Linked DNA regions of Homo sapiens: region 2 is linked to region 1. A link is a loop called in an ENCODE intact Hi-C map of the cell type or tissue named here. Cell type or tissue: IMR-90. All regions are shown on one strand.

Evidence for each region. A loop is a pair of places that touch in the nucleus more often than their neighbours do. Peaks named below come from ENCODE experiments on the same cell type or tissue, not always from the same donor. Only the 100,000 strongest peaks of a DNase experiment are listed, where the experiment ranks them.
Region 2: it touches region 1 in a loop (2.8-fold over the local background); 2 of 110 quality-filtered maps call a loop at or near these places.

Annotation. Positions count from the first base shown.
Region 1 is chr4:138,867,111-138,875,110 of GRCh38, forward strand. The region is part of intron 2 of LOC105377448 (a long non-coding RNA gene); the gene reads right to left. Among named protein-coding and RNA genes, the nearest start is that of NOCT, 140 kb to the right of the region's middle. In IMR-90, a CTCF peak has its summit at 4,118 (motif pointing left); DNase peaks (open chromatin) are centred at 1,681, 2,241 and 4,101; H3K27ac peaks cover 319 bases; H3K27me3 peaks cover 610 bases.
Region 2 is chr4:138,218,589-138,226,588 of GRCh38, forward strand. SLC7A11 (solute carrier family 7 member 11) reads right to left here. Exons shown (of 12, transcript NM_014331.4): 4 at 4,611-4,736; 5 at 678-777. Among named protein-coding and RNA genes, the nearest start is that of SLC7A11, 20 kb to the right of the region's middle. RefSeq lists an enhancer at 4,286-4,896. In IMR-90, a CTCF peak has its summit at 3,639; a DNase peak (open chromatin) is centred at 3,713; H3K27ac peaks cover 3,236 bases.

The sequences.
Region 1 (8,000 bases):
CAGCACAGCATACATACACCACACACATATACCCACATACTACATTGCACACCATCTATCCTCCACACAACACACTGTACATCACACAACATGTACACAAACACACACACACCACACTATATTCCACACACCACACACATCACACACTATACACTACACACCACACACACTATACACCACACCCGCATACACACTATACTCCATATACCATACACACCACACACACACTCCGACACAGTATCACCATACACCATGCACACACATACACACACACCACACACCACACTATACTTCACACAACATGCACACACACACACACACCCCAACACACCACACATACCGTACTATACTCTATACACCACATGCACACCACACACAATATATTCCACACAATGCACATAAACCACACACCATGCAACACACACACCACACACACCACAGTATACACGACACACCACACACAGACCACACTATACACCCCCCCACACACACACCACTCGACACCACACATCACACTGTATACTCCACACACTGTGCACACACACACTATATACCCACCACACACGTGCCCGCCCCATGCAGCCCCTTCTCCTTTCCAGTTGCACTCCCAAGGCCTCTGCCTGGAATGCCACCCTCGGCCTCTCATTCTTTAGCTATTAAGTGAAGCTGACTGAATTTCCCTTTGACTTTAGACACAACCGCCTCGGGTTGCAGTCACTTGCCTGTCATTATCTGCCCTCATACAACTTGCATAGGGAACGTCTCCACAGCATGGTTAGTTCCACTGCACAATCACAGCACACAATTTGCCACTGTCCCTAATCTCTGACACAGCATCCGAAATTAACTGCTCTCCTACTACAGATGACCACTCACTAATCCTCCCAGGATCTGCAGCACTGTTTCCAGAAAGTACGTTTTCAAGCTGGAAAGGGTTTTTCCATCCTTCTTGACAGTAGTTGTAATAAGAATCCATTATCATATTAGCAGAGAATGGCGATGCTAAGAAGTGACATTTGCACAAAATTTGATAGTTGACAGAGATCTTGTCCCATTTGGTGTTCACTCATAGAATGTCATTCAGTCCTCAAAAAACGGGACATTAGAATGAGACTCTTTCACCTCCATTTCTACTGATGAGCCCAAAACAATTAATGATATAAAAGTGATTGGGACAGACCTCCCTTATGCAGATTTACAGAGATAACCCCCCAATCCCTTCCACAATTCTTGGTATCTGCATTTGGATAAGGATAGGAAAAGAGGGCAGAGAGAAGAGAGAATTTTGGTGAGTTTTGGTGAGACTCTTATCATTGGAGAGAGCTATGCTGCTGTAAGTCTTGTCAGTACCCAGAAAACCTCCCTGGGGAGTAGGGTGGTGTGGTCCCCCAGACCAGTAAGGGGACTTCAGGAGACCACATTGAAAAGTGTTTCCTGCAACATGCTGACCAGAGCAAATAACTCATAAGAAAAAGTGGCTGAAATGTGGAAACCCAGAGGATCTACACTGTATTCCATTTGCTTCATGAGTCTGACAGCCAGCAGGGGTTCTAACGCAGAGTCTGGCTGGGAAAGGAGCTGGAGTCCAGTTCTGGATCCCTGCTCACTGGGTCTGTGGCCTCAGCAGCTGTGGAGAAGGCAGAGGCTCGATTGCCTCCCACTTGTTGAGAGGCAAATGGTACACCCTTGACCTGTGGTTTTCACGTCACTGAATTGGGATGCAGCCCAAGAAGACAGAACCATCCCTGTTTTAAGACCAGAGACCATGATTTATCTCATCTTAAGGGAAAGAAAATGACCTCTATCTCCTTGCCCAAAGGAAAAGGGAAAGGAGGGAAGAGGAAGGAACAGGAGGGGAGGGGAGAGAGGAGGGGAGTGGGGAAGGGAAATAGGAGGGGAGAGGGGAGGGGAGAGGGGAGGAGAGAGGAGGGGAGGGGAGGGAAGTGGAGAGAGGAGGGGAGGGAGGAGAGAGGAGAGAAGGGGAGAAGGAGGAGGGGATGGGAGAGGAAGGGAAGGGATGGGAGGGGAGGGAAGGGAAGGGGAGAGAGAGGGTGAGGGGAGAGGGGAGGGGAGGGGGAGGCATTGCAGGTGAGAAGTCATTTGAAGTATCAAAAAGAAACTGATATCCTAGAATAATGCATCTGCTTCCTGTATTATTCTATTTCTGAGAATGAAGAAACACTTCTCTCACCTAAGAGTCACTGCTCTGTTTATGTTAGAGTCTAAATATGAGTGTGTGCCTCATCGTACACTGTCATCCCTTTTGCAAATGGCCACATGAGCCTGGACTAAATATGGGATGACTATTTAACATTATGGAAACTAGAAAAACACCACCAAACTCTGGAAAAGGAGAATATTTACAAAGTAAATGCCTCCTACTTGTGATAAACACAGTAATAAAAAAGCTATTAAAAATTATTGCACCACATTCTACTTTGAGAATCTTGGTTTGATTTCTTTGAAAAGCAGCAGAATTTGTCCCCATTTGAGGAATGAGGATGTGGTAGTTTTTATCCTTTTTTTTTTTTTTTTTTTTTTTGAAATTGTAAGGTTTCAAGGATTCTAGATAAATCTCTGCCTCTGGAAGGGTCAATCTGAAATAACCAGATTTCAGATTGTGACACCTACAAAATATGGAAATGAACATATTATCTCTGTGCCAGGCCCACAGCCAGGCCTGCATGCCACTCACTCATCCTGCAAGTAGTTGGAGAGCCCACTCTGTACCAGACACCATGCCAAGTGCTGGGCATACAAGAGTGAAAAAGACACACAAGCCACCTGCTCTCCTAGTGCAGTTCCAAGAAATCAGTTTGGAGAAATGGCTGTGAACCCCTAACAGTTGAAATTTCAAAGGAATTGTAACTCAGCATCAAATTAAGTTTTAGGTGTTTTGCTTTTGTTTTGTTTTTTTTCTCTAATCTCACATTTTGCACATCATAAATAATCATCATGTAAAGAGTTCACCAGTAAAGCACCAAAAGGTGCATCGTAGTCAAAAAACGTCAGCCCTTTTTGCTGCATGGCACTGCTAAGAAAAGGATCACTATTAAGAATAAATTGACTGGGCACGGTGGCTCACGCCTGTAATCTCAGCACTTTGGGAGACTGAGGCAGGCGGATCATATGAGGCCATGAGTTCGAGACCGGCCATGGCCAACATGGTGAAACCCTGTCTCTACTAAAAATACAAAAATTAGCTGGGCGTGGTGGTGCACATCTGTAATCCCAGCTACTCAGGAGGCTGAGACGGGAGAATCGCCGGAACCTGGGAGGTGGAGGTTGCAGTGAACCGAGATTGCACCACTGCACTCCAGCCTGGGCGACAGAGCGAGGCTCTGAAGAATAAATGGATATGTAGATGTAGGTTTGGTGCTAACTGTTTTCATACATAGATTCTGCTGCTAATTATATCATTTAGCAATTTTTTTTATGTTCTTTGATTTCCACTTCCCAGGTAACAGGGAAGGCTGTAGGAAGGGAAGAGTCAGGGGCAACAAACAAATGGATTTCTGTCCCACTGACATTTTATTCACTCAACATTTTGCTCCGTATTTAATAGGTAGATACATTTTAAGTGAAAGAAATTAGTCTCTGTTTTCCCCTTAACTTCTCTTCGAAAATGAATGAGATTTTTTGTAAACCTGTCTCTCTAATCTGCAGATTCTGTTTCAGTGGATCAATGAGAAAACATTTTGACAAGTCAAATGTTCATTTTTTAGGGGAAAAATAGCCCTCTCTATCTAGGCTGCCAAGACTGTGGCTTATGTGTTCTTAGGCCCTCAAGCTATCAATCTGCATTTCACTGCAGGCATTGCCCAGATGTCTTGGTCAGTGCACATTAAAGGCTTAGTTGCTGGCTTCTTAGGAAAGAGATTTAACATTAGCACATGTTCGATGTAAAGGAACATCCTTCTCCATTGAAAGAGAAATTTTATTTCTCTGGGAGAAAAAATTACAACGTGTAGTCACTAGGATGCATTATGAACCTGTTATTGCGTGTGGGATTTATGATCAAGGTCTCTTCTCTTCCGCAAGGATTCTTCAGCTAAGGGCGGAATTACAGATTTCAGCGCCCACAAAAATGTTTCACAGACCTTTGGCCCCATCTAGTGGCCATATCCTGTCAGGTCTCCCAAGCTTTTTCCTCTTAGAATTTGAAGAGAATGAGAGGCTCTGGCGGTGAAAGCTGAAGAGTTCATACTTTATACAGGCTTGACAGAAGACTACAGTTGGCCAGCAGAACTGTTGTGCCTCAGACCGGTGCTGGGCATATGACATTTCCTCATAGATTTCAGAGAGAGAGCTGCAATCGGATTCTGTGGCATTTAGAAAGGAGCTATTTTCAAACAAATCTGCAAAGTGCTAAGCTGTCTCTGCTTAGTCATTGGCTTGAAGCATACTCTGAAATGCACAAATTGCCTGTGTGTGTGTACACATGCAGGCACATGTGTGTGCATGCGTGTGTAGGTGTGCATGTGCGTGGAGGGCGTTGTAGTATGAAAATGTGCAGGGTTTGTGTGAACTCTGCAGTGCCAACTGGCATCAGGAAGGGACATATGGAAAATCACATTCCACATGGCCTCTAAATTTAGCTAAGCTGTCAATATCCTACACTAGCGGGGCCTTCTTTCTCCATGCTCTGGTTTAAAGGCTTAAAAACGGAAGCCAAGTTTAGCCCATTTGAAAGCTCAGGCGGTTAATGGTGCTGTCCGGAGGGACGTCAAACAGCAGCTTACACTATCCGCGGCGTGCAATCAAGATCCCACCCGCCTCACAGAAGCAGCGGCTCGGAGTCAGTCCCCTCTCTCTTCCACCCTACACCTGCCAACAGGCACGGAAACAAAGTGGTCAGAGGCAAGGGGGATCTGGGCCTTAAAGTTCCCTCTTTTGTTCTGCTAAGAGTAAAGGTCAACAGAAGTTAGGCATAGATGGAAATCCAGATTCCCTTAGACCCAGCAATTCTGTCTTCATGGAGGGAGGAAGTGCTGGAGATCGGGCTTCGGCAGCACTATGACAATGGCTATGAACATCTGTCTTAAGATGCTCTCAAGAGCAGACGAGTGGCCGAGGGGGGTCACAAGTTGACGTGGAGAACTCCTCCACTCACTTCAACCCTAGCGGATCATAAATCTAGTCATCATTGCTCTACTTTTCCCCTGCCCTATTTATTCTTATTGCCCTATTTTTTAAATTATTTTAAAATTATTTTTACATATCAGTAGGGAATTTAAAAGTAAAATGTGGGTAGGACAGAAATTCACTTTTTTGATTCCCTAGTCTGTTTAATCCCCAAGCAGAATGTATGCCTTACCCTCAAAAAGATATGTTTCCTCATTAACCCCCTTCCTGTAAAATAGGGCTATTAATAGTATCTACCCCATTGGGCTACTGTGAGAATTAAATGTGTTAATACATGTAAAACACATATAACAGTGCCTAAGCTCTCACTCAATAAATGTCAGCTATAGGTACTAAAATAATTCTAGCAAGTCAAATGAGCAGAGACAGAAACTAGATTATTTGCTCTTCAAAAATTCTTTTTACAGGTTTCATGACTATGTTTGCTTTCAAGAAATGCAGGTCTCCCTTCCAAGACCTGTAACTCTTTAAGGAGGAGATGACATTAAGAGATCCTCCATGGGACTCTACAGCCACCAAATTCCATCCACAACTCAGGAGACAAAGAGAATTTGAATGGGAAGATGTGGACTCTTACTGCCAACAGGCGCCTGGGGATGCCTCCTTGATGATCACACTAAAAGTCCTCCAGGACCCTTCAGAGAAGAGGCCCTCACTGTCAGCAGCTGTGATCACCTGTACTGGAACCTCTGAAAACCCTCAGGAGGCATTATAGATGTATGCTTCAAGTTTGGGGGCAGTCTTGGAATTTTAATTCTATGAAACTATCTGAACAGTCCACTCAGGAGAATGATTGACATACCACGGGTGGGAAAAAATTGCTTTATTATTCATCCTTACTGGGAAGATAAGTAATTTCAGCCTGACAAAACAAAAATGAGAAGAGGCAGAGAGAGTAAGCAAGTGAGATACAGAGACAGAAAAGCAGGTGAATGTATAGAGAGATGATAGATAGATACATAGAGGATAGATAGAAACAGAGACAGGTAAGTAGATAGGTAATTGGTAGATAGATATAGATACATACACAGATACGTGGATAGTTAGATACATAGATTATGATACATGCAAATACGCATGCCTAAATACATACAAATAGATACACAGATAATGACACATACATAGATGCAGACATACTTACATACATAGATAAATGTGCAGGCTATAGAGGAGAAGGGGAGAGCAAGAAACACACTAAATCAACCTTTTTGTTCCTCACCTGAGAAACATAATGGCATCCTACATTCCAGCTTGTACATCATCCCTTAAAAAGCTCATTGAGAAGTTTGGTCATGATCCTGTCCTTATCCCAGAGCTCTTGGGAAACCTTGCCATTAACTCTTACAATTGCTCTACCTGCTCATTCACTCCTGGGAAAATGTCAAGATCTTTTTCCTTTTGTGGAACAGAGGCTACAGTAAAGGCACTTTTCTTTTACTGAGACTTTTTCAGAAGGGTTTTTTTTCCCTCCTACTATTCCAAAGATTTTATTTTAGACTGCAATGGAAAGCACAAAGAGGCATTCAGCTCAGGCTGCAGATTGCTAGAAAACCCTTCACATGCCACAGAAATTAGAGAGGCAGCCGCACTCATCAGCAATAGTGTATAAATTTGGAAGGAGTGATTTTATAAAATCAGACCATTTTAGAATGAGGAGAAACATTAGTTCATCCTCTTCATCTGCAAGACGAGGGGACTGAGGTACTTAGGGTCTAATCTTTGACTACTCAAAGTGCCTCACTTTTCTCATCTGTGAAGCACCGGAATGACGGCACGGTGACTGAATTAACAACAGGTTGGTATTCAGGCGCTGTGCTGTTCAAGAGCGGGTGCTGCCTCTTTGGAAGGCCCTGAACCCAGCTGCCTTCTCCATGCTGCTGAGAAGTAGCAGAACTATTCCCATGCAGCCCTGGTCCCAGGCCTCCTTCTCCCTGGATTCCCAAGGTGTAAATCCAGATAGATGACCTGGCTGGTCCCAGACCACCTCATGATTACAATTCTGAGTGTTATTTACTCGAAGAGCACATTAAGCACACACCTGTGGTGAGGAATATTTAATGCAGATGTTTGGGAAGCAGCTTTGCCAAAATTATCAGAAAATGTATGTGAGGAAATTAGCCTCCTGGTCCCTCAGTGGATATTATATCTTTTATTGTCTTTGTATTTTGAAGTATTTTCTTTTTTAAAGATGAGGTTTTAAAGGACTGCTCCACTGAGGGCATGGGAGAGGGAGAAGGAGGGAGAGAAGAAACCAGAGAGTAAAATAACAGAAATGGGGATCCCACCTGCAATAACCTGAACCAGGTGGAGCCCAATCTTTCCACCACTGCTCCACAAGGAGCTGTGAACAAGAGCCATGTCTGGACAGAACAGGAGCTTGGAGTAAGGAGAGATTCCTGGATGCTATAAGAGGGAGACATAAAAGATTCGGGATACAATAAAGAAAGATGGCTTCTCCCAGTGGGCCAGGCTGTCTAGAGAGGGTGGACCCAATGGCATAAAGTGGTAGGAAAAGACACTGACATTCAACTAATGTAGAATTAACCATTAGGACCAGCCAGTGAGGAGTCTCTGGTGAACAAAATAGAGCAGACCAACCAAGCTCCAGAGAGCAGGACTTCCAGGGCCAACAGTCTTCCTGGCAGACTAAAAGAGGAAATCTTAAAAGATCTGTAGGTCAATGTAGAAAATGTCAAACTTCTCCAGGAGAGAAAGAAAAATGATTATCTGGACTGAGCCTGCAAGATCACCACAGGAGAGAAAGGTACTTGGGAAAACATTACAGAAAGATGGCCTGCGAGGGTGGCATGGGGCTCCTCTCCACCATTTTCAGGAGGATGAATCCAAGTAGTCCT
Region 2 (8,000 bases), 650 kb before region 1:
ACTAGAAAGGTAGGTATCACAGGTGGACATACATCAAAGGAAATATATCTGTGGCATCATGATTTTAATCATCTTCACTTTTTTAAATTTTCAGATGTTGGGGACATTTTAAGGAACATGTAAGGTCCTTTTAAATGTAATAGACTGTCTAGAAGAGTTGACTGCATTATCTTGGTTTCTCTTTCTCTGCCTTTAGATTACCATTTACCTTCTGGGAATGTCATACTTATTTCTACATCTGAGTTACTTCTCTCACGAGAAGCTGGAAAAAAAAATCAATTAATCACTATTTGTAAACACCCTTGGAGCTTTAGCTGAAAGGCCTTTTGACAAGCGAAGTATTATTCTTTAGTACCTTACGGCACTATTATGTCCTTACTGGTACATACTTATAAGTAATTTTTATTGGATCTTAAGACCCAGCATTTGTTTGTTTTTTATGACATCAGGCTAAATCTAGCAGTCACCTTGACTGGAAACCTGTTATGTTTAGTTGTCATGTGCAAAGTAATTGGCCTGGTGGAGGGGATAATACCTTATTTCTCATTTCAAGTAAAGCCTATCACACTGGATTATGGCTATTCACATTTGCCTGGCACCTTGCTTGGCACTTAATCTGAGTGCATAATGGGATTAATGAACTACGCAAACCACCAGATCTGGAGCTATCAACTTACCAGCCAGCATATGCATACATTCCATAATAAAAAGCCAGTGGCAACCGCGTAATACTTGAATCTCTTCCTGAAAAGGCGTCTTTAAAGTTCTGCGTTTGACCTGTAATTAGAATAGACTGATTTTAGGATTTTTCAAAGAATTGGTTCTTATTCACTCTTAACCAGAAACATGGGGGTGCGGAGAAACATACTGTTGTAAGTCTAGATTTCTTACTCTCTGTTGATTACCATCTTTATCAATACTGTACCCATTCTATAGAAGGGGTCCCAAAAGTATATTGATCATTAACACTATTTCATATTTCTCTTTTAATAAATTTATAACAAAGATGAAAATGGCATTGAAAAATAATCCTCTGTTTGAGTATGCCTCTATTGTGACCATAAAAGAAGACTAAAGGGTTTTCTGTAAATTATAATCTTTATGAATATGATAGAATTCTTAAAAGATAGAATTCTTAAAAAGATAATGTTTTGCTTGGCAAGAAAATGCGGAGAGGTATCCAAGGTTCTACCCTTAATGAGGAGATGGAAATAAATCCCAGGACTCCTTTCCTACACAATTTACCTTTCTGCTTTCTGTTTATCCCATGTTGTTCATTAGATGCCTACCTCCTAGAAGAGAAGTTGGAAAATCCTGAAGACCATGTGTGTCAACCCAAACTGCAAGCCTTTCTTTTTTTATTTTTTTCAAGATGGAGTCTCACTCTGTGGCCCAGGCTGGAGTGCAGTGGCACAATCTTGGCTCACTGCAACCTCCGCCTCCTGGGTTCAAGTGATTCTCCAGCCTCAGCCTCCTGAGTAGCTGGGATTACAGGAGCGCGCCATCATGCCCAACTAATTTTCATATTTTTAGTAGAGATGGGGTTTCACCATGTTGGCCAGGCTGGTCTTGAACTCCTGATCTTGTGATCCGCCCGCCTCGGCCTCCCAAAGTGTTAGGATTACAGGTGTGAGCCACTGCGTCTGGCTGCAAGCCTTTCTTATAGATAAAGTTTTCTTTATCTATAAGTTAAAAATGCCCATTCATGAAGTATTACCCATTCATGAAGTATTGCCTATGGCTGATTTCAACCTATAATAGCAGAGTTGAGACCATACAGCTAGCTTGAAAAATTGAAAATATTTACTCTCTTGTCCTTTACAGAGAAAGTCCACTCACTCTGTGACCCTGTCCTAGAGAATGACATGTTTTTTTTCCTAGAAATATTGAAAAGATATTATAATGAACTCTAAAATAAATAGGTTTCAACAAATTTTGCAGCAGCATGTGAATTGAACACTTCACCTTTTTCTCTATTTTATGAATCACATTGGAGCTTTTTCTTTTATATCTTTTGAATAGTTTTAAAAGTTAGAAATTCAGATTTACTTTAGTCAGTCAATATTCAAGCTTAAGCAGAAAAAATGTTTCTATTACCCAAAGAAAATAGCAAATGAGATTACCCAAATGGGAAGTGAGACTTTGTTTTAAAATAAAACTTCATGTAAATAAACAGAAGGGGGACAGGGGGTGGATGATGTGTATGAGACACTCTCTCTTCCAAGTCAAATCTCAGTTTTTCCTGCATTCATTGCCCAGGCATAACTTATATATAAATATAATATGTGTGAGTATGAAGACCAAAAATGGAGAATGTTGAATTATATACTAAACAATTTTTCTCTCAAATGATTCCCAAACATAGCTCACTTTTTAAATGACATGATAAATTCAGAAATGCCCATTTTACTAAAACATCATTGTGTCCTTCCAGGAGAAAAATATAAATAGTGGAATTCAGATAAAAGCATCTGTTGAATATTCTTTTATCATAATCTGTGGTCTCTTTGGCATAAAGGCACAATATTTCTTAGAGTGCAGCACCAAATAATCCATAAGAAAAACCAAATTCTATAAAGACTGGGTCACAAGCAAAGATCTTCAAAAGTGCCATTTTGAGAATATTACAAAAGAGAGGCATTTTGTTTCTAGAATTCAGGAATATTTTGGCTATATAACAGAGGTCTCATGAAGATTAAAGGCAATATTCAAAGGAAAGTTCAACAAACTCTCATAAGTGAATACATAACATACAACTACTTTCAGGATATGATTAGAATAGAAATAAAAGCACAATCTGTATTAACAAAGTCTCCTACTAGAGTTTCAGATTAATGTGAAAAATGTGTGATCATGTTAGAGATGAAGAAAATCACAATTTTACAGCAATCGAGCAAATATACCTGCTAATAATGGTCTCTAAAATGTTAAATTTACATTAAATGCGGTAATATTCTCAGGGAATTTCTCTGTTGTGTGAGATCTCTGAATAAGCCTGTCACATTAAGCATTGATATCATGATTATTGATTAAAGTGTCTCTGTATTTTAGCCACTAAAAAAACCTCAAGATATATCATGACCTCTGCTCTCAAGGAATTTGCAATAGAGCAACATTTGGGCAACCAAACCCTTCCTCATATACATATATAAATACCTGGTAAAAATTGAATAAAGTCTATAATGCTACCTATAGTATCTTACATTACACCAAAAAGAAGAAGAAAATAAATCTTAGTTTCAAGGGATAGCATATAATCTTTTGGAATCTAAACTAGTATTAAAGAACAGCCAATGACCCAGAGATTCTGCACTTTTCAAATACTGAAGAAACTCCTTACAGAAGACTGAAGAGTTAGCTCAGAAAAATAAAGCACTAACAAAACAGATTATTGTGCCTACATTCCTAACGAATAAGATAGAAATGAGCAGGCTAGCTCTGTGGAGGCCAAGGTGTATTAGAAGAGCAAGCTCCTGTCTTCTCTTCAGTGCAAGCTCTAACGGTCAAAATCTTCATTGTGTTTATTCTGCATTGGCTGCTGTTGCTGGATTTCATAAAAGCATTTCCGCCAGCAGGGCTCTAAAATCTCCCACTAGGCTTATTAAATGGGCAACAGCAGCTCCCTTTCCCAGCTCCAGAGTGGCTGATCCTTCAGTGTTTGTCATTATTTAATGCTTCTACCAACAGTGATGATTTTACCAAACGCTGGCATTTCCTTTTGCCTTGTGTAATTCTTCTGCAACGTCATTAAATTTCTCTAGATTCCCTTTCTTGGAACAGACAATATCAATGTAAACATTAAATACTTAACATGCCCAAGTTATGTCATTCCTTTACAATTTCTTCTCACTTTATTTCCTGCTATATTCCTGTTGCTAATTAAATACCACATGTGAATCTCTGTCCTCCAACAATTTCCACTGAATCCAAGCAACTGCATGTGCCTTCTTTCCTAAAACAAAAACTCTAAATGTCACCTCTCAATTTCTTTTTTTAAATTAAATGTTAAACTCTATAAAGCAAGTAATCGCAGAAATGCGAATTTTATATTAAAAATAATGTAACAATAAAAATTAAGTTTTTACAACTATTTTATTGTGATATAATTTTGGTGTTTAGGAATGCTGTTCCCGTATTGACTCCTCTGTTGAGGATACCACTCTCAATTTAAAAGGAATAATAACCAGAAAGTCAAAGAATTATTGATCATCTTTTATCACTTTCCAGATACCTTTTTCTCTTTAATTTTTATTACTATTATTGGACAATTTTAAAGTAAAAAAAAGACATATTTATCTTTAATTAAAACTAAGTGGCAGGTTTTTTTTTTTTCCACTTCGAGTTTTCACTCCAAACCATTAAACCTAGAAAATTCACTGATGCCTTATTTTGTTGCATGGCCCATTCTTAATCCTCTTTCTGCCATTCAACTGTAAAAACCAACTCACTCACAATGTAGCAGCCTTTCAAATCAATTAGATGACAATATAGAGTTTAAGTTCCACAGGCAGAGACTAATTAAGGATTCTGTTAGTACAAGCAAAAGTTAGTGTTAAAAAAGACCAAAAGCAGATACGTATTTTAAAAAGCATTTGCTTTTCAGTCCATACCTTTAATTAGCTGCATAACTCCAGGGACTATAATTATCAGAATTGCTGTGAGCTTGCAAAAGGTTAAGAAAATCTGGATCCGGGCGCTCCAGCTGACACTCATGCTATTTAGGACCATCACTACAGCTGCAAACAAATAGAGGAAGTTACAAAAGGTGAATTCTCACTGGCACAAAGACATTTTAGGTCCTTGTTACTCAAAGGGCAATCTGTGAGGCAGCAGTGTTGACATTACTTAGAAGTGTTTTAGAAATGCAGAATCTCAGGCTCTGCCCCAGGCCTAATGAATACAAATCTACATTTCAACAGGTTCTCCAGCTGGTTTTTATGCACATTGAAGTTTGAGAAACATGGATAAAGCCTCTGGACAATAAGAATTCTTCTCTTGTTCTTTGTATGTAAGAGTGGACATATATTGTAGTACTCTAACAATCACATAAAAATGTCTTCTAACCAAACCCAGCATCCAATCAGATGGCTGAATTTCACTGTCTAGCTTGATGTGACAACTCTTTCCTGTCTCTATGATGGTATGCCTGCCAATGTGGATCACACTCAAGAAGGAGCAAGAAGTGTAGAAGTTGGCTCAGATCTTATTTTTCACTCTCAGGACTAGCCTCAGGCAGCACTTTTCTTTTGGTTGTCTTCTTTCTAATTAGCATGTCAAGGGGCGACTTTCAACCCACCGTACAAGTATAGTTTTTCAAGATATGTTTCAGGGCTTCAGCACAATATTCTAAGTGATGAGTGCAAAAGACTAACCAGGCTAGAATGCACATTGGGTTCAAAGCCAGAAGAATTTTTCATTCTTACTGATGCTGTCTACAATTTCCCAAGCAGCAATAACTATCCACCTTCGACACCTTGTGGACCATGAAAACCTCAAGGATAGAGCAAGGGTTATTCATCGCTGTATCGCTGGTATCCAGCTCCATGCCTGGCCCAGGTAACTTAATACATTTTTGTTGAATGAATGAACTGGATCCTCAGTTAGAAAATCTAAGGCACAAGGGAAATGGTGATGCTCTAAGACCTTTCTCCCCTACTCTGCTGGGATGACTGAGGTTATTCTAGACAGTGGTTTTCAACTTTATACTCTTTCCACAACCTTATGCTTGGAACAACCCAAAACACTACTTTATTCCTGACATTTACAGTTATTAACTATAACCTTTATATTTATAAAGGTATATTCTCCCTAAACAAATATTTAAAATGTAAAGATATTTCTCAAAGAATGAAACAAAACTCCTACAGAATTCTTATTATTCAAATTGAAATTGGAAGTTTTCCTTATATATAGTAATGAGTCCGCCTCACAGTTTTCACTGCCTGATATAGTTACTAGCTCACTTCAGAATTTAACAATCAATGCAAATGTCAGCAACACATAATCTTTAAAGGCAAAAAAATGGAAATAGCCTAAACCTCCTAAAGGAAGGCTAATTAAGGTATATCATTTTAATAGTTTATATGCAGCCACTTAAAATTATGAGGCAGTTAAATATTTATTACAAGAAAGGATATTCATGATATATTACTGATCAATACAGCAAGTTAGAGGAATGGATGGAAAGAAGGAAGGAAGGAAGAAGGAAAAGAAGGAAGGAAGGATGAAAGGAAGGAAGGAAGGAAGGAAGGAAGGAAGGAAGGAAGGAAGGAGAAATAGATCTGGAAACATATTTACCAAAACATCAACAGCAGGTGTTTATAAGTGATAGAACACTAAATAATTTTCAATTTTTTAAATTTATTTTTAGGAATAGTTTAATAAATTTTATGATGAACATATAGCATTTTGGTGGCTATAGTTTCAAATACTGAATTGTATACTTGAAATATACTTAAATGTTCTCACCACAGAACAAAACAAAAAAAAGAGGGGTAACTAAATGATGTGACAGAGGTGTTAACTCACTTGATTGAGACAATAATTTCACTATATATATATATATATATATATATATATATATAAATAAAATCATTACATTGTACACCCTAAAATTACAATTTTATTTGTTGTATATACCTCAATAAAGATGAAAAAATTTTCAAAAGTAAATGAAGCAATAAAATACATTTTGTTTTTGGAAAAAACTCCAAGATGGGAAAAATAAGGGATCAGAAGATCTCATACAAAGTGAAATACAGGGTTACTAACGAAGAAATATTTCAAAGGAGTAATTATGAGAATGATCAAAAAGGCCAAACCCCTGAATAAGCTACAGGGGCATCTAAGGGGGGTTATTTCATCTGTGTTGGAAGCTGAAAACATGAAGGGATAGACAGGTCTGTTGTCAATGACAAAGTGCATTATTTTATCAGAGGAATCACAAAAATAAAATTATTTATCTCTCCCCAATATAAGGCACTTATATATGGAAAATAAGTTAGTGTAACTCTGCTCCCTGCTCCATCATCCAGTGATTCCTTTCCTTTTCTATGCAAATGACTGTGTGATGAGTCATTACACAATAATGATTATTGTTTTAATTAAGGAGGTTCAACGTTGGTGTAAAAGTGAAAAAATTGTCTCATGTGGCCACCAGCAACAAAAGGGCAGTGTTTTCTTTCAAATAGGGCTCCTAAAACCCAAAGCACTCTGTATTTATGAAAGTTCTTTCCACAGTAGAAAAGAACTGTTATATAGAGAGAAAGAGAGAAAAAGAAAGGAGAGGAAAGGAGAAGGATAAAAACGAAAAGAGGCAGGCAGGGAGGAAGGAAGGAGAGAGAGAGAGGCATTCTTATTTTTGGAACAACTAACTATATGTTTGAAAATAAGAAAGAGGTTTTGTTACTTTCATAAAGAGTATAAGTACCTAATGTCTATTGAAATATTAAAAAAACTGGGTATTTGGGATTTTAAAAAATACTTTGTAAAGTTTTCTTAGGCAAATGGAAGACAAAATTAAACAGATATTATGAATTGATCATCTCACCCTGCTTTCCTCTCAGATAGCTTAACAAAAATTCTCATTAAGATGCTAGTACACTGCTGGTGGGAATGTAAATTAGTATAGCCACTATAGAAAACAGTATGGAAGTGTCTCAAAAAACTAAAAATAAATCTATCATATGATCCAGCAATCCCATTGCTGGGTACTTGATTGTGGTGATAGTTTCACAGGTGAATACATACATCACACTTTATCAAACTGTACATTTAAAGCATGTGTGGTTTATTGTATGTCAATTACACCTCAATGAAACTTTTTAAGAAAAAAAAAGATGAATTTTTTTCAAAGGGTTCTTAAAACCCTGCTTTATCTGAGCATCCAGACATTGTACTCATTATTTGGTACACTAAATTCCAGCTGAGATGCCCCTGAATTACCCTGAAGGCACAGTTTAACAAGTAACAAGGCAGCCAGCGAGAGGTACAGTGAAGCT